Regions from separate parts of the Mus musculus genome. Here all the other regions are linked to region 2. Evidence: chromatin loops called from intact Hi-C (ENCODE). Cell type or tissue: left cerebral cortex. All regions are shown on one strand.

Region 1 (5,000 bases), 240 kb after region 2:
TTAGATCCCTCTGGAGTGAAAGTTGGTTGTGGGATGGATGATGCAGGTGCTGGGAATCCAACCTTGTTCTCTGGAAGACCAATGTGTGCATGCTCGCTCTCTCTCTCTCTCTCTCTCTCTCTCTCAATTTATTTATTTATATAATATATGTGAGTATACTGTCACTGAGGAGGGCATCAGACGCCATTACAGATGGTTGTAAGCCACTATGTAGTTAGTTGCTGGGAATTGAACTTGGGACCTCTGGAAGAACAGTCAGTGCTCTTAACGGCTGAGCCATCTCTCCAGCCTACAATATGTGTTCTTAACTGCTGAACCATTTCACCAGCTTCAGAAGTTGAGATTAGCCTTAAACTCTAGAGCTGTGTGTCTTCTCTTCTAGAGTGCTGGGATCAGTCAGGTAGCCACCATGTCCTTGAGTTGAGAAAATAGTCTATTCTGGTTTGTGGCTGAAGAAGAGATCAAATCAGGTTGAGGTATGTTGTTAATATGGTTGAAATTTCCTCACTATGAATGATCTCAATAGAAAGCTAATACAGTAGGGCATGGTGGCTTTGGTCCCAGGACTTGGGAGTTGGCAGGGGCAGAGGCAGAGGCAGAGGCAGAGGCAGAGGCAGAGGCAGAGGCAGAGGCAGAGGCAGAGGCAGAGGCAGAGGCAGAGGCAGAGGCAGAGGCAGAGGCAGAGGCAGAGGCAGAGGCAGAGGCAGAGGCAGAGGCAGAGGCAGAGGCAGAGGCAGAGGCAGAGGCAGAGGCAGAGGCAGAGGCAGAGGCAGAGGCAGGTGGATCTCTGACTTTGAGTTCCAGGCTAGACTGAGACCCTCTTAAACAAGGCAACAGCTTTCGCCTACGCAGTCCATGCTCTCCCAATAAACGTGTTGCAGAAGGAAAAACAAAACAAAACAAGGCAACAACATACATTACCTGTTCATACCAGTGCTTGACCAATAGGATCAAATCCTTCAGTCTTTGGGGATATTTCTTGAAAAACCGCTGCTGCAGTGTGGTGAAGCAGTCTGAGAACTCCCCTGGTGAGGCTCTTACTTGATCCATGGATTTTTTGAGATCCACATAGACACAGGAGCTGGGATTCTCATTGGAGCCTTAGAGACAGGAGAGAGCAGCGGGAAGCTCAGCTGGAGTTGGGAAGATCCTCTATTGCCTGATCTGCTCGCTCTCTGGGAAAGCTAACAGTGGGGTTATTCTCCTTGATAGATAATAAAAGCTAAAATGAAGGCTCTGTGTGTGTGTGTGTGTGTGTGTGTGTGTGCGTGCGCGCGTGCGTGCGTGCGTGCGTGCGTGTGCGCGTGCACCCAAGACAGAATCAGTGGAGCCACACACAGCATGAGGCAGTAAATTACACATGAGAAATGAAGGCCTCTGGATAATACCAAAGCCAAATGTTTGTGTGCAACTACATACGTCTGTGTTACACTTCTACCAATGCCTCTTACACAGACTCGGGCACCTGGAGGTGACAGGACCAGGAAAGGGAGAGGTGTACGGACCAATTAGTTTCCACACTTGCTCACTGAGTTCCGCTGTTCATATTTAGGTACACAGCTTTGGGCAAGGAACCATATGGACTCCCCAGCAAGTACTGGGCACGTGCCCTTGCCATTTATTGACTAGTGACTCTATACCAGGCATAACTGAAGTCCTTTATGCAACAATGTAACAAGTCTTACAAGCCTCATGTGGGGCAAAACTACAGAAACCATGGCAACAACAGTCTGCCTGACCTGGTAGAGACAAGTATACCAGGCTAGTTGGCCTTTTTATTTAGTAAAGGAAGCGATTTCAGAGCCCCCGTAGGGTCTTATTTTTTCAGCAACATTTATTGCTTTCTTGTAATTAAATCTTATTTTGGAAGATGCAAATCTATCGCCATCTGGTGGCATCATACAGTACTACATGTGGAGAGTTTCTTCTCCCAGCAGTTTCCTTGATTGGGTCAAGGCAGCAGTTGGACTGGACTCCTACTACCAGACTCTGTGTATCAGAAGCGAGAACCCAGAATTTCCTGCAGCCCTTTCAAGGCAGGCACACCATTACAACTAAACGAACCTGTTAGCTGGTTCCTTTGATCTTAGATTTGGTGACAAGGGACCCAGGGGGTCATGTGTCAGTCCCTTTTCTGGTTGGAAGAGGGATGTCTTTCTTTTGGCTCCCTGTTAGAGGGTATAGCCATCATGGTGGGGAAGATATGGCTGCAGGAGGTGATGCTGCATGATGCCGTCTTGGACCAGGAAGAAAACACAGAATGGGAGTGGGGCCAGAAGCAGGCTGGGGTTACCACCCTTAAGACTCACTTCCCAGCCCTCCACTTCCTCTCCACACCCTCTGAAATGAGCTCCACAAGCTGGGACCAAGTGTTCAAACACATGAACCTGTAGGGACAGTTCACCTTCAAACCCTAAGATGGGAAGGGCCCAGGGATGCCACCTTTCTGGGAATGTCATCATGTGGGTGTACGTACATCTCCATCTTGTCAGAAAATGGTTAGGCGGTGGCCATTCAAGGGCTCAGTAACCCAGAAGTTTCTCAGGATTGTGGACAATGAAGGGGCCCTGGCCTCCAGCTCAGAGGTCCTGGGCTGTCAGCCCAGTGGAGTCCACTGCTGGCAGAATAGCTATGATACATTCTCGTGCTTCTGTTTTTCCACCCATCTATCTGTCCACCCCTATATCCATACATTTTCCATCTGTCCACACATCCATCCACCCATCCATCCAACCCACTCATCTATCCATCCATACATCTATCTATCTATCTATCTATCTATCTATCTATCTATCTATCTATCCATCCATCCACTTTTACATCCATCCATCCATCCATCCATCCATCCATCCATCCATCCATCCATCCACACATCCATCCATCTATCCATCTATCCGTTCACTTTTACATCCATCCATCCATCCATCCATCCATCCATCCATCCATCCACCCACCCATCCACACATCCACACATCCATCAATCCATCCATCCATCCATCCATCCATCCATCCACTTTAACATACATACATACATCTACCCACACATCCATCCATCCATCCATCCATCCACAATGCTTCCATTCATTTTCCATCTGTCCACACATCATCCATCCATTCATCCTCATACATGCATACCTATCCCTACATCCATCCACCCACACAAACACACATTTAGTGGGACCCAGCCATCCACCTGTCCACTTCCTTTCTACCATTTGTCCATCTGCCCATCACTCATCCACCCTCTCACCTATCAAGGCTCCCCTTTAGAACATTGTATCCAAAGTCAATGAGATGAAAATGAAGTGCTAGACAGAGTATGCCTAGGGAAGGAGGCTCTTGTCTCTTGGGAGTTGTGGTGGCTTGGATGAGAATGGACCCCAGAGGCTCATTATCTTTGCACACTTAGTCCTCAGTTGATGGATTGTTTGGGAAGAATTAAGAGGTGTGTCCTTGGGCTGGTGAGATGGCTCAGTGGGTAAGAGCACCCGACTGCTCTTCTGAAGGTCCGGAGTTGCTCCAACACTATGCCTGTCTGTTTCCCACCATGGTGATAAGGGGCTAACCCTCGGAAACTCGAAGCCAGCCACTTAGTTAAATGCTTCTTTTTATAAGAGTTGTCTTGGTCATGGGTGTCTCCTCACAGCAACTGACCAGTGACTAAGACAGGAGTTTACAAGCTCCATTTTGGAGACAGCCTCAGCCCACGGGACCCCAGTGGCCTCCCAGGACTCCCAGAATGCTTGGACACCCCCCCCACCCCCAGTCCCCAGATCACTCACGTAGAGGATTGAAGACTGGAAGTAATTGCAGGAGTATTCTCTGCCCTGGTACAGACACTTGTACTACAAGGGCATGTTCATGCTTTACTGACTTCTTCTCATGGATTTTCAGCCACAGTTCAATGACGTCAAGGTATGCATCTTGGTATTTTATCTGATCCTGGAACTGTTGGAAGCAGTCCATGAAGAGAACAAGGGTACCATCGGAGCAGCCTCTTAGGGCTGTTTCCCGGCCATAGGAGCCACCCTGTGGGGAAATGGAGGGGCAGTTGTGAGATCTAGACTTTCTGAAGCTCCAGGTAGTGACATTTCTTAAATCAAGTGAAATCCCCCAAATGGCACTGGCATTTTAAAATCAGGTTGCCAGCACCAGTTTGTGTCCATGTTTTGCATGCTAGCTCCAAACTGGGGTCAACTCAAAACTGCGCTAAGACGAACAAATAACACAGCAGAATACTATACAGGCATGGAAAAAAAATAGATATGGTAGAGTACTATGTAGGCATGAAAAAGATACACGAACAAAAATCTCATAAATGTGGAGTCAAAGACACTCTATGGCAAAGCACAAATGCATGTAGTCAATCCCTGGTAATTTACTGAGCACTGATAACAGCCGTCCCTGTGCTAAGAACACTGCGTGCTTCACCATCACAACACTCTGAAGTGGGGTCTAGGCTGACCTCATTCTGCAGATCTGGACACTGAGGCACAGAGAGGTAAAGGACCCTTCCGGGAGTCATGCAGCCAGGTGGAAGAAGACCTGGCAGCAGCTTGGGCCCCTTCACTGTCTGTCCTCAGAGGAAAGCCTTCGAAGTGCAATCCCCTGGGCCCTGTGTGGCACAATGCTCAGCACCACCACCTTTGGGAACAGCGAACTCTCCTGGGATGCAGAGCCCTGGCCCCCACCCTGAGCCTCACCTTAGCCACTTCCTTCACAGGGATCTGACTGCGCAGCAGGTCCCAGATGGCATCCACGGCCTGGTCTATCTGCTTCAGAGATTCTCTGTTAGGTTTGAGGTTTTCCTGGATATACCCTTCTAGCTTCTGCGATGGCACCGAGGACACCGCAATCTGCTTCAGACAGTTTTCGTTGGGTGTGAGGTTTGCCTGGATAGACTTTTCTAACTTGTGCACTGGCCCGGAGGGCACCCCTGAAGACCCACCAGGTGACCAGCCAGATGAATAGCCAGATGACCTGTCAGATGACCAGTTTCC
Region 2 (5,000 bases):
ATGTTCCGAGAGCGATAGGGATCACACTGAGCACCTAACTCAGTGAAGCATCGGGCCATGAATTCGTCCCTGGGATGGGCAGGGACAGCAACATCTAACAAGGATACTGTCCACGCTTGTGAATTTAGGGACCTGCAACTTTCCCTCTGGCTTGGAGCCTGGCTCACTCCAGCCGCCCTGGCTCTGGAGGGAGACAAGGGCCTGGGGCTACTGACAACTGTCATTATCCCTTAGGCTAGGGACAAATGGGCAGCAGAGTAAACATTTAGTACCAGAAGTCCGGAGGCAAAGGCAGGCGAGTTTGTGTGAGTTCCTGGGCAGCCTGGTCTACATACCGAGTTCTAGTCCAGCTCGCCTTAAGTGCGGGGACCCGTGTGGACAGAGGGCAGGTCCCCTGGCCCCTCGGGGAGAACCCCTGTGGTTGGGGATAGGAGTTACTGAGTCAGCCACCAGCCCTGGGCCAGACCTGGCTGTGGACTCCCCAGGGAGGCAGTCCAGGGCCCCTGTCACCCGCCAGGCCGTGGCGGGGATGGCTAACCCTTACCCGGTCTCGCGGATGGCGTTGGTGAGGTTGGCCCAGGCCACCGCGTCGGGGTGGAAGCCATCCTCCAGGCGCAGCTGGCCCGACGCGGCGTCCAGCAGCAGCGAGCGGGTGCGGGAGACCGGCGGGTCCGGATTTTGGCGCTGCCAGCCGGGCCCCAGGGTAGGGAGAGCGCCCGCCGGGCCGCTCAGCAACAGCCCGGTCAGCGAGGCCAGCAAGGCCAGTGTGGTCAGGGAGGTCAGCGCCAGTGCCCGCCGTAGCGCCCGGGCCGCCCAGCCGCCGGAGCTCCCATCCACGGGGGCCGCCATCGCGAGCCGCAGCCGGGCCACGTGACTGCGTCCCGAGGGGCGGGGTGGGGGCGGGGCTTGTGCTTGGGCTTCCGGGATGGGCGTGGTCTGTGTTCCTGGAGAGGCGGGGCCTGCCTTAAAGGACTCGCGCTCTCTGTGGAAAAAAAAAAAAAAACCGCTCAGCATCCTTCCCTCCCAAGGAATTTCTTTCTGGTTTTTGTTTGTTTGCTTTTGCTTTGTTTTTAAATTATCCTTCCTCTTCCTCACCTTTTTTACTTATTCTTCCTCTTCCTCACCTTCTTTTAATTTTTAATATTTTTAGATTTCTTTTATGTGTATGATCTGCATGGTGTGTTTGTGTGTGTGTGTGTGTGTGTGTGTGTGTGTGTGTGTGTGTTTTTGGGAATGTGGATGCAGGTGGAGGCCAGAAAAGAGTGTTACATTCCCTGAGGCTCTGTTGTGAACTGTCTAAATGTGGGTGCTGGAATTCGAACTCAAGTCCTCTGCAAGATCATCGAGCCCCCTTTACTGCTGAGCCATCTCCCAGCCCCGCAACTTCTTTTTCCTATTTGTCCATGAATGAAGTAGTCCCAATATGTTAATCAGGTTAGCCCGAGCTACAGAGTTAATTCCAGGCTAGCCTAGTACACAGTATGAGATCCCGTCTCAAAGTAATTTTTATTTAAAAAGCTGGATGTTGGAGGACCTGTACCTGTGCTTTTGAGGTCTGCAAAATAGTCTGGAATAAAGAGTGAGAATCTGTCTCAAAATGTACACAAAGAGAGGCAGTGATTGGCACTTCAACCAATGCAGGTGTCAGACCTTCAACCAGCAGCCCCAGGCCCCAGAAGCCAAGGGTGTGAACATACAAGCTGTCCTCAACGCAGATCAACATCTTTGGTCAAGTTGCTGGCCAACTTTGCCTCTGGTCAACCAGTGACAAATGCCACGGGTTCACACATACAAAGTGACTCACACCTACGATTCTAGCACTGAGAAGGACTGAGGCAGGAGGATTGCAAGATGTCCAGACAAGCCTGGAGTACAGTGTGAGTGAGACCTGATCCCATACCAAAAAAGAACTCATTCTGTCCCTCTTCCCCTACCCTGATGCATAACCTTTCTAGAATGTTTCACAGAGCAGGAAAGGTGTTTCCTGAGGGACATATTTAAAGACACACCGGTAAGCCCGGCAGTTACTGGACTGAGGCTGGAGGGTCACCATCTTGAGACTTACATAGACTAAATAAGTTCTCATCATTAAAAAAAAAAAAAAGGATATGAATAAGTGAATGAGTGGTTTGCCTGCATGCACGTCTGGGCACCAGGTCTTGTTCTCTTGGAACTGGAGTTACAGATGGTTGTGAGCCACTGTTAGTTGCCGGGAATCGATCCCAGGTCCACTGAAAGAGCAGCCATTGCTCTTAACTGCTGAGCCATCTCTCCAGCCCAGTCCTGTCTTTAAAGAAGAGAAAAGTTTAAGGTCCCTTAAACTTTTTTTTTTTAATGCATGCTTGTAAACCCAGCACTCTATAGGCAGGGGCAGAAGGATCAAGAGTCCAAAGTTAGCCTCAGATACACACTAAAGTTAAAGAACATTGTTAGGGGACATTAGATCCTACCTAAAAAACATAAACAAGATACTACCTAAAACCTCACAACTGCCTGCTTACCCTAGAGGCACTCCCCTGCCATTCCCTGGCATAAATCCGAGTCTCTTCTGTCATCTGTTAATCCCTTACTGCAAACACTTTCTGTCGCCAAGTCCCTAACAGGCTGGGGAAACTGAGACCCAAGCAGATAAAATGACTTCTAGTCACAAAACTAGAACCTTCAGCACCGGGAGTCGAACAGTTCGAAAGCACCGTGGACGCTGCCCTTCCCAGCCACCAGGGGGCAGACACAACCACAGCCACGCTCGACTTTCCTGCCTCCCTAGGGAAGGCCAGGCCCTGGCTGGAGGGGGAGGAGTCTGCTTTGGGTTCCAATCCTTCCTCCCTGCCATAGGTGAGGTCACGATTCCAAGCCTCGCGGACTCAGTGAACACAGCCTGACCCACAGGAAAGCTACCAGATGCTAGGCACACGAGAGAGGCACAACAGGAGTGTGTGATCGCTGGGGACTAATATACACAGAGCACGCGCACAGATGCACAAAGGCACACACTCGCTGACGCAGGTCCATGTTATTCCCCAGCCTGGGTGCCTTCTAAGCATGTTGTAGTGGTCCAAATCGGTGACTCTCAAGCCTTTAATACATTTCCTCATGTTGTGGTGACTCCTCCCCCCAACCATAAAATCATTTCCTTGCTGTTTCTTAATTGTAATTTCACTACTGTTATGACTCGTAATGTAATGCAAATATCAGATATGGTACATGACATGACCCCTGTGAAACGGTCATTCAGCCTCCACCAAGGGGGCGTGACCCACGGGGTGAGACCACTGCTCTAAAGCGCCTACACACGGGAATGCAAACAGAAGAACCTGAGTTAAGCCCCCAGCACCCATGTAACAAGCCAGGCACAGTCTTCCATACACTATAATCCCAACGCAGAAGAAGGCAGAGACAGGAGGCTCGCTGAAGTTCACCAGCCAGCCAGCCTTGCTGAATGACTGTCCCCCATGCTCAGTAAGATACTCTCTCAAAAAATAAGATGGAGCCAGGTATGCTGGCTCTCTGTGAGTTCCAGGCCAGCCAGGGCTACATAGAAAGACCCTGACTCAAAATAGTAGTAGTAGTAGTAATAACTATTTACATAATATATAGACAATATATTTTATAATGTAATTTATAATATATTTATAATATATGAATATTTTATATAAACTATATAATATAGTATGTTAATATAATATAATTCTTAGCCTGGAACTTACTTTGTACACCTGCCTGGCCTAGAGCTCACGGAGATATTCCTGCCTCTACCTCCCAAGCTCTGGAAGGAGAGGTGTGTGCCGCCATGCCTGGCTGTTCTATACTTTAACATCACCGTAGCGGAGTCCATAGGGGAGCAGCAGTATTCCCATCAGCGAGCAGCAGTATTCCCATCCAATCCCCTGTGCTGAGCACTTGGCTTACTTCCAGTTATTGCACAGGCGTGCTGTACCGACTGTTGCAGCCAGTGCTTGTGATCCACAAGGGTCGTTTTCAACAGTTTCCTGAAGGGACATTCCAGCTGAGGAGCACGCAGCAGCCAGGCAGGGCCCATGAGAAGTTTCTCTCACATAACACCATCTGCTACTTCTCCAGCTCCCGAGACAGTAAGGAGCTCCTGTGACTCTCTGCCCATCATTGAGAAGGGGACTAGTTAAGGTAAGGACATCACCGAGAAGGGTACTAGTTAAGGTGAGGGCATCACTGGGAAAGGTCCTAGTTAAGATGGCATCATTGAGGAGGGGACTAGTTAAGGTGAGGGCATCACTGAGAGGGGGACTAGTTAAGGTGGGGACATCACTGAGAAGGGTACTAGTTAAGGTGAGGGCATCACTGAGAAGAGTACTAGTTAAGGTGAGGGCATCACTGGGAAAGGTCCTAGTTAAGATGGCATCATTGAGAAGGGGACTAGTTAAGGTGAGGGCATCACTGAGAGGGGGACTAGTTAAGGTGGGGACATCACTGAGAAGGGGACTAGTTAAGGTGAGGGCATCACTGAGAAGAGAACTAGTTAAGGTGAGGTTCATGAATCTTTAAGGAACCTCTTGGTCTCAAGGCCTCTTAGATTGAAATAGAAAGTTCCATTTCTCTTTCCACTTTGGCTACCCCTGACCACTTCTGCAAGAATTGTCCCCAGGTTCTTTTACTATGTCCCAGCTGCCACCCACAACCTGATCTTCGAAACCCGTGGGCATGCTGAATAAGTATGGGGGCAGATTTGGCCTTAACCTGTGTGTGAACCAGGAGATCAAACCTGGAGGGGAAGACATGGCTGCCATCCAGACTTTTCCTCTTCCCATTGCAAGCCCTGGGGACAAACACTTCATCTCCACCCCGCCAACAGCTGCTTCTCCCATTAGTGAAATGGAGATTACAGCTCCCCTCCTGCAGGGCACATACACACAAGTATTGTGGGTCCCCAGTCAGTAGCTGCAGTTTGCTTTGGTTGCTTCGTTTGGTTGTTGTTGTTACTGCTGTTGTTGCTGTTATTGTTGTTTGAAACAAACAGGGTTATT
Region 3 (5,000 bases), 170 kb after region 2:
TAAATGTACCACTGTGCCTAGCTTTCATTTGCTTCCCCCTCCTTTTGGCAGTCCTGGGAACTGAACATGGGACCTTAGGGGTGGTTGGCAATCACTCTACCACTGGGCTACAGCCTCAGCGCCTAACCCTCCTCCTCTTCCTCCTCCTACACTTAACTAGACCATCAAAACTCACGCCTTCCAGAAGAAACAGGAGAGGTGAACCAGCAGTCATTTATACCTTAGTATGAACTAAGCTATTCTTGACAAAGTACCTACAACTGTGGCTCTTGTGGTTCCCCAAGTTCACTTGATAGAAATGGGCAGTGCCAGGTGCTGGGTGTGCTCATCTGGGCAGGAGCTGGGGGTGCTGATCCCAAAAGGGGGGATCAGACAGTGCCCAAGGAGTATGAGTGAGAGAAGCAGAATTTGGGGCCTCACTGTGCACTTGGCCTCTTCTCTTCTTTGCTCCAGGCTGTGCAGAGCATTGGGAACCTGGGCCAGCAGCTGGGCCAGGGCAAGGAGCAGTGGCTAGCCCCGCTCCATCCCTTCCTGCTGCAGAGCATCTCACGTGTGAGGGACTTCCTGGACCAGCTGGTGGATGTGGACGAGGATGAGGGTGAGTCCTGTGGTCCTTCCACTCCTGGCTTGTCCCCCCCCCCATCCCCCGGGAGCACTCGATATCCCACTCCCTTAGTCCCCAGTACTAAAACTCTGGACCTGCAGGTCAACTAGTCAGTCAACTAACGTTTTGTGTCGGGCTTGGTTAGGTCATCTCTGCCAATGTAGCAGTGTGGTAGGGTCATGGCATGGAATCTCTGGTATGGGCATGCTCATTAAGTCCCTGTTATGTAACAGGTACCACCCCAAAGGCCTGGGACTGAGAGTTAGTGGAGTCGAGCTTGCTTTGCATGTACGAGGTCCTAGGTTCCACCCCAGCACTAAAAAAAAGAAAGATAAGATAGATTCCCCTGCAGGTTTTTCAGATAAAGTCATTTCATGAGGGAGAAATGACTCAGTGGGTAAAGTGCTGAGCAAACTTGAGGATCTGAGTTCAAATTCCCAGTCACCTAAAATCCAGGCCTGGCTGTGCCTGCTAATAGCCCTGGCCTTGGAGGTGTGAAGACAGGCAGATCATCCGGGATTCCCTGGCCAGCCACTGTAGTCAAAATGGTGAGCTCCAAGCTCAACAAGTGGCTCAGTCTCAAAGAATAAATTGGGGCCGGGCGTGGTGGCGCACGCCTTTAATCCCAGCACTGGGGAGGCAGAGGCAGGCGGATTTCTGAGTTCAAGGCCAGCCTGGTCTACAAAGTGAGTTCCAGGACAGCCAAGGCTACACAGAGAAACCCTGTCTCAAAACACCAAAAAAAAAAAAAAAAAAAAAAAAAAAAAGAATAAATTGGGGAGCAACAGAGAAAGACTCCAGATGTCGTCCTCGGGTCTCCACATGCACACACGTACACACAATACATACACCCATGCACACATGCACGCAAATGCAGATATGGACACACACGTACAAATGCACACACGATACACACATGCAGACGTGTGCATACATGTACAAAGGCACACATATGTACAAATATATACATGCATTTATATACATGCACACACATGCATGCACATGCACAAGACATACACACATGCAGAGACATACACACACATGTACAAATATACACACATGCATACACTTGTATATACATGCATACAAACACACACATATGCACACACATGCATGCACCACACATACCAAAAAAGGGAGTGAGACAGAAGAAAATCCTGGACTTATTCATAGAATCTCACTCTCATGGGGACCATGTTGTAAGACAATTATCAAGGGCTGAGGCGTGGTGGCACAGGCCTTTAATCCCAGCACTCGGGAGGCAGAAACAGTCGGATTTCTGAGTTTGAGGCCAGCCTGGTCTACAGAGAGAATTCCAGGACAGCCAGGGCTACACAGAGAAACTCTGTCTCAAAACAAAACAAACAAGATAGCAAATAAAACAACCAGGCTGGAGAAGGGACTCAGTGGTTGAGAGCACTGGCTGCTCTACCAGAAGACCTGGACTTGTTCCCAGCTCCTACATGACAGCCCACATCTGTCTGTAACTCCAGTTCCAGGGGGTCTGACACCCTAACACACACACATGCAGGCTAAACGCCAATGCGCATGAAATAAAAATAAATAAAACCACTAAAAAATTATTGAAAAAAAAACCACCAAAACCAATCCAAACTATGCAACCAACAACCAAATAAACAGAAAAGACAATAGCCAAGTTGATGGGGTGTCAGGGAGTTACCAAGGAAGGGAGAAGGGGGGGGCTTGGGAGGGCGAAGGCGGTGTCCACATCTTTATTCCCAACATTCAGGGGGCAGAAACAAGAGAGGCCTGGTCTATGGAGAGTTCTAGGCCAGGCAGGGTGTCACAGTGAGATCCAATCTAATGAAAGAGAGGGAAGGAAGATGAAAAGACAGGGAAGAGAAGAGATGGCCCAGAGATGGCCCGAGTGGGCCTCCCTGGTGCCACTAGAATGACACTCTGGAGTATGTGCTGTGACTCTTTTGGAGTGTTGTTTAATTGACACCAGCTCCCGTACGGGGACGCTGCCCCGTGCCCCAAGAATGGAGTCAGAGTTTATCTGGACTGCTGCTTTATTTATTTATTTTTCCTCAAAGTCCCCCTCCTCTGACTCACCAAGCACCAAGCACCTGTCTACTCAAGCGCGGATGCAACGTTGGGTTCAGAGCGCCACCTAGTGTCAGTGCTGTGGAATGACTGCGAACTCAGGCAACCGGGCACAGACCCAAACCAGGACTTAAACACACTCCAGTTTGCTCTTATCAGAGATTCTCCTGGCCTCAGAGATAGCGATGGGGGCGAGGATGGCTTCTTTGGGGCTTCTGTCTGGGCAAGCAGAATAGTTAAATGGCATCTTGGTTCAAGATGGAGTCACTCTGGCTGAGATTTGGAGAACCAGTGTCAATGCCAGAGTGAGCCAGGCAGGGGAAACAGCACGTGCAAAGGCCCTGGGGTGGGAACAGAGGACAAGAGATGAGAGAAAGAGAAAGGGGTTAAAGAAAGAAAGAAGTGGGGTGCTAAAAAGCTGTGGCAGAACTGGGGCTTGTTTGGGAGTGGTGCCGTGTAGCCCTCGGAAATAGAGGACTTGGGGTGGAGGGCACGACAGAATGGGGGGCTCAGATCACATAGGGGTAACCTGGGCAGTGGAGAGCCCTGGTTGTGGTGGTCTGGGGGTGAGGTGGGGTATCTGGGACAGAGAGAGGTCTGCAGCCTGGAGCTTGAGGCTGTCTGAGACATCACTGGATTGACTAGGACAGCTGCAGTCTCACAAGCAGGGCCCTGAGAGAGGCCTGGGTTCCACTTTCCCCAGCTGCTAACCCCTCCTTGTCACAGCGGGTAGGACTTCCTGCCCCTTGGCAGGTGCTAGAGACCCCAGAGATGGCAGAGTCCCACACCCTCTTTCTCGATTTCCCAGAGGCCGGGGGTCCAGCCTGCGCCCTGGTCCAACCCTCAACCATTGTTCGAGAAGGCTTCCTGCTGAAGCGCAAGGAGGAGCCTGGAGGCCTGGCCACGCGCTTTGCCTTCAAGAAGCGCTACTTCCGGCTGAGTGGGCGGGACCTCTCCTACTCCAAGACTCCGGAGTGGCAGGTGGGACTCCAACATGCCCCGCCCCCAAGCTCCCACCTCCTTTCCCCTCCCATCAGAGCAGCTGTTCCAAACTTTTGGCTTACTCTCAGCTTGGGGCCAGCATGGCCTGCGACAGGGATGCTGGGCATGCTCTCCCAGGTGTGGACACGTGGGGGTGGAGGTGGGGGGCCACAAAGTCCACACCAAGCATCATAGGCTCACACACAGGATCCATCTGTCCTGACGGCTCTGAGCAGGTGTGTATCCGGGCACTCACTCAGCTGCGTAATCACCCGTGTATCTGTGTGTGTGTGTGTGTGTGTGTGTGTGTGTGTGTGTGTGTGTGCTGGGCTCTGTGCCAGCTGTCCTGTGCTAATGAGTGTAACCCGAGGGAGACTAGGACTTGGCTTGTGGGCACTGCTTGCAATTCATCAACTGGCGATGATGATTGTGGGACGGTGGTCCTGGTTGGTGATGATAGTTGTAATGATGACAATGGTGGTGATGATGATGATGGTGGTGGTGAAGCAAACTCAGACCTAGAAAAACCGTGTCACTCAGCTGGCCGCAGAGCAGGACTGTGGAGAGGACACAACAGAGCTATCAGGAATTGAATATGGGGCCTCAAGCACTCCACCTGGTGTCACAGCCCTGTCCCTGGCGGCCCACAGGTTCACACATCCATCCCGCTGTCCTGCATCCGGGCTGTGGAGCATGTGGACGAGGGTGCCTTTCAACTGCCACACGTCATGCAGGTGGTGACACAGGATGGCGCCGGGACGTCACACACCACCTACCTCCAGTGTAAGGTGAGGCTTGGGGCACAGCCAGAGGCGGGGTCTGTGGCTCAGCCTCACTCATCTTCTTCCGGCCTCCATCTCTTGCAGAACGTGAATGACCTCAACCAATGGCTGTCAGCCCTGCGCAAAGCCAGTGCCCCCAACCCGGGCAAGCTGGTTGCCTGCCACCCTGGTGCCTTCCGCAGCGGGCGCTGGACCTGCTGCCTCCAGGCTGAGCGCTCAGGTGAGGTGGTGGGTATGCCACAGGCTCTATGGTCCCCATCTGCCAGTCAGAAGCATCCCACTTCCACCTGGGCGTGTGGTGCAACCTCCAGCGTGTGACTTAATTTCTCTGTGCCTTAGTATTCTCATCTGGGAAGTGGGGTTGCAGACAGCCGGTACCTCCTTGGTCCTATTAGCTGATACCAAGTTGATATATTCAAAGTGTAGTATTTGCTTCATGCAAGTCCTGTTTCCAACATCCCTACTATGTGTCAGGTTTTCACAGCAGAGACAGATGTGTTGAAGTTAGATGGGGATATGATGACCGTGACAGGTTGCTCTGCTGTTGCGGGGATGAATCCCTAGCC
Region 4 (5,000 bases), 310 kb after region 2:
AGTCCATAGAACTCTCAATCTCCAGCAAGCCATGGGTTTTTTGTTTGTTTGTTTGTTTGTTTTTGTTTTTGTTTTTTTAAATCCTGAGTGGGAGCTGGAGGTGAGCTGAGTCTGGGCCCAATCAGGCCAGATAGAGCTGACACAGTGTGGGCGGGGTCATGGGGCTCATGAAGAAAGCAGTGTGTCCCAGCAGAAGCTGGCTATGTGGCCAAGAGGGTGGTTCAGGGTCTTAAACCTTGTCATCTGGGCACTCCCAGACTCAGTCAGGCTTTCAGGGGCATTGATCTCACTGGGCTTAATGATACTCGCTAGGATACGGGGGGAAGGAGGGCGGCGGAGTAGAGATGAGCTGGACACACTATAATCCCAGCACGGAGGCAGGGAGATTGCTGCAAGTTGAAGGCTAGCCTAGCCTATGAGACTGTCTCCCAAACCAAGAACAAAAAGGGTCACTGAGTCACTGAGATAGCTCAGAGGGCACAGGTGTTTGTCACCAAGGCTGGTGGCCTGAGTTTGGTCCCCAGGACCTACGTGGTGGAAGGAGAGAGAGCCGACTTCTACATGCTGTCCTCTGACCTCACATACTCACACACAGGAAATAAATGTATAGACTATCTAAAGCACGATTAGCTTGGTGCTCCCCCAGATCTGCTCAGGACTCTCAGCTGGCCTCCCGTCCTCCCATCCTGGCACTTGTGGGAGGGGCCTTCAGCATCCCAGTTCCCTCAGAATCCACCATGCCTCCCAATGAGGCCAAGAAGATTGTACCTGGGGTCTGGGGAGATGGCTCAGAGGAGGGCCAGGCACTGGATGCTCTTGCAGAGGACCTGGGCTCACTTCCCAGATTTATTTGGTGGCTCACAAAAACCAACAACAATTTGTTGTTGTTTATTTTTCAAGACGGGATCTCACCACTGAGCTCTGACTATCATGGAACTCACTCTGTAGACCAGGCTAGCCAAAAAAAAAAAAAAAAAAAAAAAAAAAAAAAAAAACACAGAGGTCCAACTTCCTCTGACCCCAGAGTGCTGGGATCAAAGGCCTGTGACACTACACCTGGCTGACCAAAAGGAATTTAAAGCAGCTGACACTTTGTGCTGAGGGCTCACCTCTGACCTGGAATGACACAACTTTGGTCAGTGGAACTTCCCGCTCCTGTTTCTTTAAGGAAAGAACTGTGTTACTGCCCAGAGTGTGCTCTCAGCCACAGCATTGGGCAGGATCCTTTTTTTTTTTTTCCATTCATTTCTTCATCTGTTTTAGGGTTTTTTCCCCCTCACACTCTGGAGTGAATCCAGCTGTAGTGTAGCCCAGGATGGACCAGCCTCCACTATCCATCCTCCTGCATCAGCCTCTGCCTGCTGAACTGCTAGGGCCACCCACAATGCTGTTTTTCTTCCCTGTTTTCCTGCATGTGAAGGGCTAATGACCTAGAAGCCCCAGGCAGTCTGAGTGACTCCCTGCAGGAGGAGATATGGTGCTGATGTCAGTGTGCAGTGAGGATCAGGGAGGCCAACGGGGTAAGCACCCCACCAAAATCCACCAGCTTGGGGAAGCAGGACTAGGTCTGCAGACCCCCAAAGGTCCCATTTCCACCCTAATCCCCTGGAGCTCCCTGTGCCCGGTGAGCAGTCTCCACTAGCAATGGCTTCCTTCCTGGAGATGCATAAAGGCCAATCCTGCTCTTGCAGAAGGCCAGACTCTTTATTTCCTCATCGAAGTACATCCTGGTTAATGCTCGGGTGTGCACATGTGAGTATACACTTGTTTGTGTATTTGTGTGCATATGTGCACAGGCAAGCTCAGGAGTGTATTTAGTGTGTGCATGCCCTGTGCGTGTGCATGTGAATGTGTGTGTGTGTGTGTGTGTGTGTGTGTGTTTGGGACCTGCCATGTCAGTTCTCAGAATTGGAACTGGAAGCACAGCCCGAGCTCTTAAACTCTGAGCCCTCTCTCTGCCCTCTAAACAAGAGATGAGAAGATGGAGGCAGGGGTTGGAGGGCATCAAACTGTTTTGATGAGGCCTTGGGTATGTCACCCAAAGGTGATTTTCAACCTTGCCAGGGCCCTGAAAGACAGCTCATTTTAATAGTCACTGCTGACCTGTACTGTCCCCAGCTTGGTGGTACGGCCTGTACTTCACCCTTGGGGATGCCCAGACCCCACCCTCACCCAGACCCCCTGCACCACAGGGGAAAATGTAGGGTGTGAGTAGGAGAGGGGGCTTCTGGGAAGTCTGAGCTTTCTGTTAGAATTGTCTGTAATCCTAGACCTGCAAGTCCAGAGGTAAAGGAAAAACAAAACCTGGGGAGGTGCTGTTCTTAAAAAGAAAAAAAAAAAAAGCAGTTCCGCCTAAAACGTTTGCAGGAGATGGAAGCCGAGCTCAGGAGCCACCAGCCACCTTCTGTGGTTTCCTGATTCCGTTTCCCTTCTTCTACGTGCACAGATTGTTCCTAAAACGTACCGTGTAACAGCCTTTTTTCCAGAAGAAATCCCGAGAAAGCCAGGTCAGTTTCCTTACACATTCTTCCCTGGGCCGGATCTTAAGAAAGCTCAGGCTTGGATGGGGAGGTACCTGTTCAGAAGCCCTAACGCCATTGGCTGCTCGGGCCTGGATGATTTGCATATCCGCGCCCTTCCCGGGAAATGGAAACTGAAAGTCCCATTTCTGCTTCAGCCAGCCTAGGAGACACAGGACCTGCTGGCTGCAGAGGTAAAAGCTGGACCTAGGATGGAGCAGGATCTGAGGAGCATCCCGGCCTCGAAGCTTGATAAGTTCATAGAGAACCATCTCCCGGACACCAGCTTCTGTGCTGACCTCAGAGAAGTCATAGATGCCCTGTGTGCTCTCCTGAAGGACAGATCCTTCCGGGGCCCCGTCCGCCGAATGAGGGCCTCTAAAGGGGTCAAGGTGAGCCTTCCTCAGCCTGAGCTGGCCGAGATGAGGTGGGACAGGACTTTCAGAAGCCAGGCTGCAACCCTGATCCCTCCTCTTAATTCTGATCACAGCTGGCGATGGGTTCTTCCCCCCAAGTCCCACATCTGTATTGGAGAAGGAGCCTCAGCTACAGTTTATGTTCCCCACTCCCAGGCCATGTCCATTTCAGAGTCGGGGAAACTGAGGCCCAGAATGGCAAAGCAGTTTTCTGGAAAGTGGAGGGGCAGGTGGTGGGGCAGTGGTAATACAACCTTTGCACTGCTGTGTGACTTAGGGTAACTTAACTACCTTCTCCATGTCCAGTGTTCCACGCCCCAGGAATGATAAGGTCACATAGACTAAGTCAAATGTGACACGGAGGACAGACCAGGACTCGCCTGCTATGTGACTGGATTGATGGACCCTCTCTGGACTCGGTTCCCGGGCTGTCTGTCAAATCACATTTCATGACACTGGTACTTAACTCTCAGACTCTGTGAAGGGTGCAGAAATGAAGTTGTTTTCTTGTTTTCAGTTGACTGTATTTCTACATTTTTAGTTGTGAGTGGGGCTCTGTATGTGTTAGTGCAGGTTTGGTCAGAATTGAAAAGGGGGTGTCAGATCCCTTAGAGCTGCAGTTACATAGGTGGCTCTGAGCTGGCCTGCTTGGGTGCTGGGAACTAAACTGAGGTCATCAGCAGGAACAGCAGGCAGTTTTAGCTACTGACCCACCTCTCCATCCGGAGATGTGACAATTTGTAATGCCCTCTCTCAACAGTAGCTGATGCTCATGTGTGTTAGTGATGATTCTAAGCATTTTATTTAGGGAGGCTTTGTTCAGCATGAATTCTTCTTTTTATGATATTTGTTTTACAGACTTGGATCACCTTTATTGTTTTTTTCAGTTTCTCTATGATGTTATATGTTATTCTATATCACACAAGGCCATCTTCTCTTTAATGATGTCACTTGCGCATATTTCCTCCCAGCTAACAATGCCAACCATGGGACTATGGCTACATTCTCATATATCTGTATTAATTTAGTCATAGTCTCCTTCCAATCTCTACTATCCTTTACCTCCCACCAGACCCTCCCCAGAGATTCACTCTCTGATGGTATGTCACATGTGTGCAGCTAATGTGGGCACTGCATGAGTGCTACTGTACCCTTCCCAAACTCTTCTGTGCTTGTTTCATTTAGACCTCTCCCCCACTCCCATACACAGCCCCCCCCCCCACACACACACTTGAACACACAGAGACTCCACAGATGAACATGGATATTTTCCCTTCACGGTGTGGTTTATCTTCTGTATCAAGAGGAGATCCAGCACCCTCTATTTTCCTACATAGATTCTGATGTCACTCTTCAGGGCTGACTAATATTCTCCTGCACATCTAGCAGCTTGCTCCATCCATCCAACCATCCATCCATCCATCCATCCATCTATCACCTTGGTGATGGACTCCAGTTCAGCATCTGGACCTCCCAGCATGGCTCTCCCTGTCCTTTGTCATTCTCTTTCTTGTCTTTCAGGGCAAAGGCACCGCGCTCAAGGGCAGGTCAGACGCTGACCTGGTGGTGTTCCTTAACAATCTCACCAGCTTTGAGGATCAGTTAAACCAACAGGGAGTGTTGATTAAGGAAATTAAGAAACAGCTGTGCGAGGTTCAGCATGAGAGACGTTGTGGAGTGAAGTTTGAGGTCCACAGTTTAAGGAGTCCCAACTCCCGGGCTCTGAGCTTCAAGCTGAGCGCCCCCGACCTGCTGAAGGAGGTGAAGTTTGATGTGCTGCCAGCCTATGATTTACTGGGTAAGGCAGCCTGCCAGAGAGCCTCAGCTCACCCTTCTGCATGCCTTCATCCTCCCTTCTAGTTCCACCTCTGTGTGTGTGCACATGTGTGTTGCGTAGGTGTTCTCTTGTGTGTGGGTGTGATCCGGAACCATGGCTAACTCATCTCAAGAGTCATCCATCTTTTTTGAGACCTTGTCTCTCCCTGGTTCAGAATTCACACTTGAGCCTGACTGGCTGGGAAGAGCCCCAGGGACCCTCAGAGTCTCCCCCTTCTCAGTTCTGAGA
Region 5 (5,000 bases), 86 kb after region 2:
GCGCGGAGCCTCAGCAGCCGCCACCGCCGCCTCACCGCTGCCACAGCGGCAGCTGCGCCAGCCTTCGCATCCGCCGACTCCTGTCACTCAGCCCCGAAAGCCCCGCCCACGGCCCTAGGCCACAGCCTACTGGCCATCAGAGGGGTCGCAATGAAATTTGACAGGGTAGACTACACGTCACTCAGCGTTCTCACAGCCCTCCTCCCAAAGGGAGGGCGGGGCGAGGAAGCAACACCCCTTTCCTCCCCACCCCACCCCCACCCCCGCCTCACTCGCGCAACCAACAGGAATCCTGCGTCTTTCCATTGGCGAAACGTCAGAGAGGCGGGGATTTTGATTGGCCATCTTTCAGGAGGCGGAGCCAACGCAACCCGATTCGAAGTTAAATGGTGAAAAAGAATGTCAGTCAAACTCAAAGTCCCGCCTTCTAAGAGTGGCTCGTAACCTAGCAACATAAGGGCCGCCGAGTTGCTTAACTGTGGGCCAAGAAACTTGCATCTTGAGGAGCTGGTGAGTGACAGCGGGGAAGCCCCAGGCTGCAGGCTGTGTGCACCTAGTAGGCACGCCGTCCAGTGATTTCTCCCCTCCAGGCGTCCGCGCCCCACTTGCCATCCCGTCCAGCTCCAGGTCCTCACTCCCTTGCCCAACCTCCATCCTGTCCTCCTCTAGGCCTCCTGCAAGCACCATCAAGTATCCTCTTCTGATAGTCTTGCTTCCTGTCTGGTCCACCTGCCATTTCATAGTCCCTCTCCTCATCTCTTACTGATACCATTTGTGAAGTTCACATCGAGTGAACTTAGTTCAAGTAATTGGATGGGTTGGTTTGTTTTGGTGCCCACTGTCCGCACTATGTTCAGAGGTCAGCTTGCTGGGTGCGTGACCCCCTTCAGTGTATGCTTAAAATAAGGATTTGTTGTTTGTTTTGATTTTGGAACAAGGTCTCACTATGTAGTCTCGAACTCACTCTGTAGACCAGGCTAGCCTCAGACTCACAGAGATCCACCAGTCTTTGCCTTTGAGTACTGGGATTAAAAGCATGTGCCACCACCCTTGGTCTAATTAGGTTTTTTCCCCTTTAATTGTTAAAGTTTTATTATCATTATTAATATTATTATCACTATGTCTGCGTTGGTGGGGTATGTGAATGTGAATACAGACAAAGGGTTTTGGATCCTCTGGAGCTAAAATTAATTACGGGTGGGCAGTTGTGAGCCACCTGTCATAGGTGCAGGGGACTAAACTCTAGTCCTTTCAAAAAGCCGTACACGCTCTTTTAAAATAACGTAAAGCTTTATTTATTTTTACTTTATATGTATCTGTGGGTGCCTACGTGTATGTGAGTGCACAAGGTATGTTCACAACGTGTGTGTGCTGTGACTGCCAGGCTAATTGCAGTGATCCCCGCCACGACTTATTCTACCCTAACTCCCTCTGTCTAAGCATTTCCTAGGACATTCTCTTGGCTCATACAACGAATAATTCACATATTTAACATGGGCTTATTGAGTGCTTAGTGTGTGTCTTAGTTAGGTTTTGACTGCTCGCTTTACACCTTGACCAAGGCAACTCTTGTAAGGACAACATTTATTTGGGGCTGGCTCACAGGTTCAGAGGTTCAGTCCATTATCATCAAGGTGGGAGCATGGCAGCATCCAGGCAGGCATGGTGCAGGACGAACTGAGAATTCTACATCTTCATCTGAAGGCTGCTAGCGGAAGACTGACTTCCAGGCAGCTAGGATGAAGGTCTTTTGTTTGTTTGTTCTTGTTTTTCGAGACAGGGTTTCTCTGTATAACCCTGGCTGTCCTGGAACTCGCTTTATAGGCCAGGCTGGCCTCGAACTCAGAAATCCGCCAGCCTCTGCCTCCAGAGTGCTAGGATCAAAGGTGTGCGCCACCACGCCCAGTTTAGGATGAAGGTCTTAAAGCCCACACCCACAGTGACGCACCTACAACAAGGCCACACCCACTCCAACAGGGCCACACCCACTCCAGCAAGGCCACACCTACTCCAACAGGGCGTTCTAAAAGTGCCACTCCCTGGGCCGGGCATATATAAACCATAACAGTATGGTTAGTGACGGCAGTCTGAGTTGCATGAAATCCTGTCTGAAATGGGAGGGCTGGAATGATAGCTTAGACATTTAGACATTACACTGTTTTTGTAGAGGGCCCTCAGTTCCTAGCATTCATGAGTCACAACTGCCTGTAACTCGACTTCAGGTGATCCAGCGCCCTCTACTGGCCCAAAAGACACCTGCACTCATGAACATCATGCATGCACGCATGCATGCACGCGCACGCACACACACTTTTTCTTTGAGGTCCTAGTGAGAGTTCTTGGAATTAAAAGTGATTAAAAATCAAGAACACTTGAAACAGAACATCAGGGTAAAGTATCTCTGAACTTCAGCTTTTATTATAGCAACGGGCTAGATCCTGTAGCCAATGAAAATATTTTAACCTGAATGCTCTCAAATGCAGGAAACTTTTTCCTTTTAATGGACAAAGAAATGCATCTCCTCTTCTACTCTCAGTGCAGGCTTAATTATTGAAAGAATAACGCGGGTTCACACTGCACCAAACACCAGGCAAATACGAAGTCTGTGCTTCCTCTATTAATTATGTTGATATCTTATACTCTGGTAACTAATATTTTTTAAAGATGAAGGGTTTATTTTCTTATTCTGTGTGTCACACCTGGCTCTTACATGAGTATGAAGGAGCTTCAGATTCAAGCATTTTACTGACAGAGCCATTTCTCTAGCCTGCATTTTAAGTTCTGTTTTATTTACTTCCTGTGTGTACGTGTGTGCATGTGTATGTGTTGTGGATATGTATTCATGTGTGTATGTGTGTGTGCACGATATGTATGTATGCATATGCATGTGGATGTGTGTATAAGGATGTGCATGTATTGTGTATTGTGTGCATGTGGATGCATGTGCATGTGTGTGTATGTGTGCATGCATGCTTGTTCACTTATGCATGCATGTGTGTGTGTGCATGTGTATATGCATGTATATGTGTATTCATGTGATTATATGTGTATGTATGCCTGGCAGTGGTGGCGCATGCCTTTAATCCCAGCACTTGGAAGGCAGAGGCAGGCAGATTTCTGAGTTCGAGGCCAGCCTGGTCTACAGAGTGAGTTCCAGGACAGCCAGAGCTACACAGAGAAACCTGTCTTGAAAAACCAAAAAAAAAAAAAAAAGTGTATATGTGTGTGTGTGCATGTGTGTATGCATGTATATGTGTATCCATGTGATTATATGTGTGTATGTGATTATATGTGTGTATGTATGTGTATACATGTGTGTAGGTACATGCCTTAATGCTATAATGGAACTCAGAGCCTCACACATGCTAAGCAGATGTGTCACTATCAGCCCTTCCTTTTTTTTGAAACAACCAAAACAATCCACTATACGGTCATGTGCGAACAGAAATGCACATTTCTAAAGCATGCTTTGACCAAGAAAGGAATTCAAAGCATCTGACACAGAAACCAGAAGCGGGATTAAGTGTCCTCTGTAGCTCTGAGTGTGTTCCTCTGAACCCAGCGTTTCTCATCTAGGTTGGAAGCCAACACCCCCAGCATCCTCCTGCCTCTGCTATTCTGTTCAGTCTGCAGAATGATATACCATAGTCGTACTTTGGAACTTCTTTCTTTTGATTTTTTATTTAATGCGTATGAATGTTTTGCCTGCCTGCATGTATATGCGTCATATTGTGCAGTACTACCATCAGCCAGAAGAGGGCACTGAATCCCCTGAAACTAGAGCGACAAATGGTTGCTCCATGTGAGTTCTGAGAGCCAAACCTTGATCCGACAAGAGCAGCAGGTGCTTTTAACCACTGAGCCATCTTCTCAGCTCCTACCTGTCATTTTTGCATTAGTCATAAAAGCTGGACATATTTGGTAGTATTGCATTTATACGAGAGTACTGTAAAGTCCCCTGTCTGTCCCTATTTTAGAGAAGGGCAGCCAAAGCCTGGAGAGAGTGATCAGATCACAAAAACTCATGTGACTGTGTGGGAGCCACAGGGACTGGGCTCCAAGTGAACTCAGTTACTATACAGTGAGCCCCTCCCTGGCTTCCTCTTTTTCACTTTGGAACTTGTAGAAGGGCAGGTGACCGCGCCCAGGTCTGTCCCAAGCTGCAGAAGGTTGTTGACCACTGCAAGCAGCCATGTGAGCACCTATCCCCAGTTGCTACTGACCGCCATCTGTCTCTGAAACTCTGCAGCCCCTGACCACAGCTGAGACCCTCTCTCTCGACACTTTCAGCACCATTGCCACAAGCCTGTCCCAGGGGGCCTCCAGAAACCAAATATAATCCACACGATGTAGTTTCCAGCTACTTTGGAGGCAAAGGTTGGAAATCACATGGTCAATACAGTGAGATTCTGCCTAGCAAACAAAAAAACCAACCCAAATGTGGTGGTTTGACTAGCTATGGCTCCCAGAGACTCGTGTGTTTGAATGTTCGATCATAGGGAGTGGCGCTATTAGGAGGTATGGTTTTATTGGAGGAGGTGTGGGTTTGTTAGAGGAAGCGTGTCACTGTGGAGGCGGGGCTTTGAGGATATATATATATATATATATATATATATATATATATATGCTCAAGGTTTACCAGTGTGGTACAGAGCACCCCATCTTGCTGCCTGTGGATCAAGATAGAGAACTCTACCTACCACGTTGCCAGGCTTCCCACCATGATGATAATAGGCTGAAACTCTGTGAACTGTAAGCCAGCACCAATGAAATGTTTTCCTAAGTAAGAATGGCCTTGGTCATGGTGTCTCTTCACAGCAACAGGAAGCCCTAACTAAGACACCCAATGACATGTTGGCTGGCTCTCATGGAGGTTACAATCTGGCTTGTGACCTCATTACTGCATCTGCATCGACCTGTGTTGGGAACAAAATAAAAAGGGGGGCCCTGGGGTGTTGCCCGGGGAGAAGTGGGATAGGAAAAAGGTGCCCACACCCTGC

The links. Peaks named below come from ENCODE experiments on the same cell type or tissue, not always from the same donor. Only the 100,000 strongest peaks of a DNase experiment are listed, where the experiment ranks them.
Region 1: a loop joins it to region 2, with 2.1 times the contacts of the local background. A loop is called at or near these places in 4 of 42 quality-filtered maps.
Region 3: it touches region 2 in a loop (2.2-fold over the local background); 5 of 42 quality-filtered maps call a loop at or near these places.
Region 4: a loop joins it to region 2, with 5 times the contacts of the local background. A loop is called at or near these places in 2 of 42 quality-filtered maps.
Region 5: it touches region 2 in a loop (3-fold over the local background); 17 of 42 quality-filtered maps call a loop at or near these places.

The regions. Positions count from the first base shown.
Region 1 is chr5:120,744,756-120,749,755 of GRCm38, forward strand. It overlaps Oas2 (2'-5' oligoadenylate synthetase 2), which reads right to left. Exons shown (of 11, transcript NM_145227.3): 1 at 4,704-5,000; 2 at 3,783-4,029; 3 at 922-1,100. Among named protein-coding and RNA genes, the nearest start is that of Oas2, 2.6 kb to the right of the region's middle. In left cerebral cortex, a CTCF peak has its summit at 1,887 (motif pointing left); a DNase peak (open chromatin) is centred at 1,893.
Region 2 is chr5:120,502,743-120,507,742 of GRCm38, forward strand. Plbd2 (phospholipase B domain containing 2) reads right to left here and starts at 881. Exons shown (of 12, transcript NM_023625.4): 1 at 545-881. The coding sequence starts at 849. In left cerebral cortex, a CTCF peak has its summit at 2,711 (motif pointing right); DNase peaks (open chromatin) are centred at 310, 490, 875 and 2,724; H3K4me3 peaks cover 981 bases; H3K27ac peaks cover 863 bases.
Region 3 is chr5:120,671,088-120,676,087 of GRCm38, forward strand. Rasal1 (RAS protein activator like 1 (GAP1 like)) reads left to right here. Exons shown (of 22, transcript NM_001359144.1): 16 at 454-598; 17 at 3,480-3,652; 18 at 4,303-4,440; 19 at 4,519-4,654. Among named protein-coding and RNA genes, the nearest start is that of Rasal1, 25 kb to the left of the region's middle. In left cerebral cortex, a CTCF peak has its summit at 2,743 (motif pointing left); DNase peaks (open chromatin) are centred at 2,740 and 3,776.
Region 4 is chr5:120,809,970-120,814,969 of GRCm38, forward strand. It overlaps Oas1c (2'-5' oligoadenylate synthetase 1C), which reads right to left and starts at 2,545. Exons shown (of 7, transcript NM_033541.4): 1 at 2,465-2,545. It also overlaps the pseudogene Oas1b. In left cerebral cortex, no CTCF peak of the experiment used is centred here; DNase peaks (open chromatin) are centred at 2,590 and 4,771; H3K4me3 peaks cover 1,343 bases; H3K27ac peaks cover 539 bases.
Region 5 is chr5:120,588,585-120,593,584 of GRCm38, forward strand. Tpcn1 (two pore channel 1) reads right to left here and starts at 29. Exons shown (of 28, transcript NM_145853.2): 1 at 1-29. Iqcd (IQ motif containing D) reads left to right here and starts at 439. Exons shown (of 5, transcript NM_029408.2): 1 at 439-510. In left cerebral cortex, CTCF peaks have their summits at 110, 2,237 (motif pointing left) and 3,748 (motif pointing right); DNase peaks (open chromatin) are centred at 179, 311, 2,177 and 3,746; H3K4me3 peaks cover 395 bases; H3K27ac peaks cover 49 bases.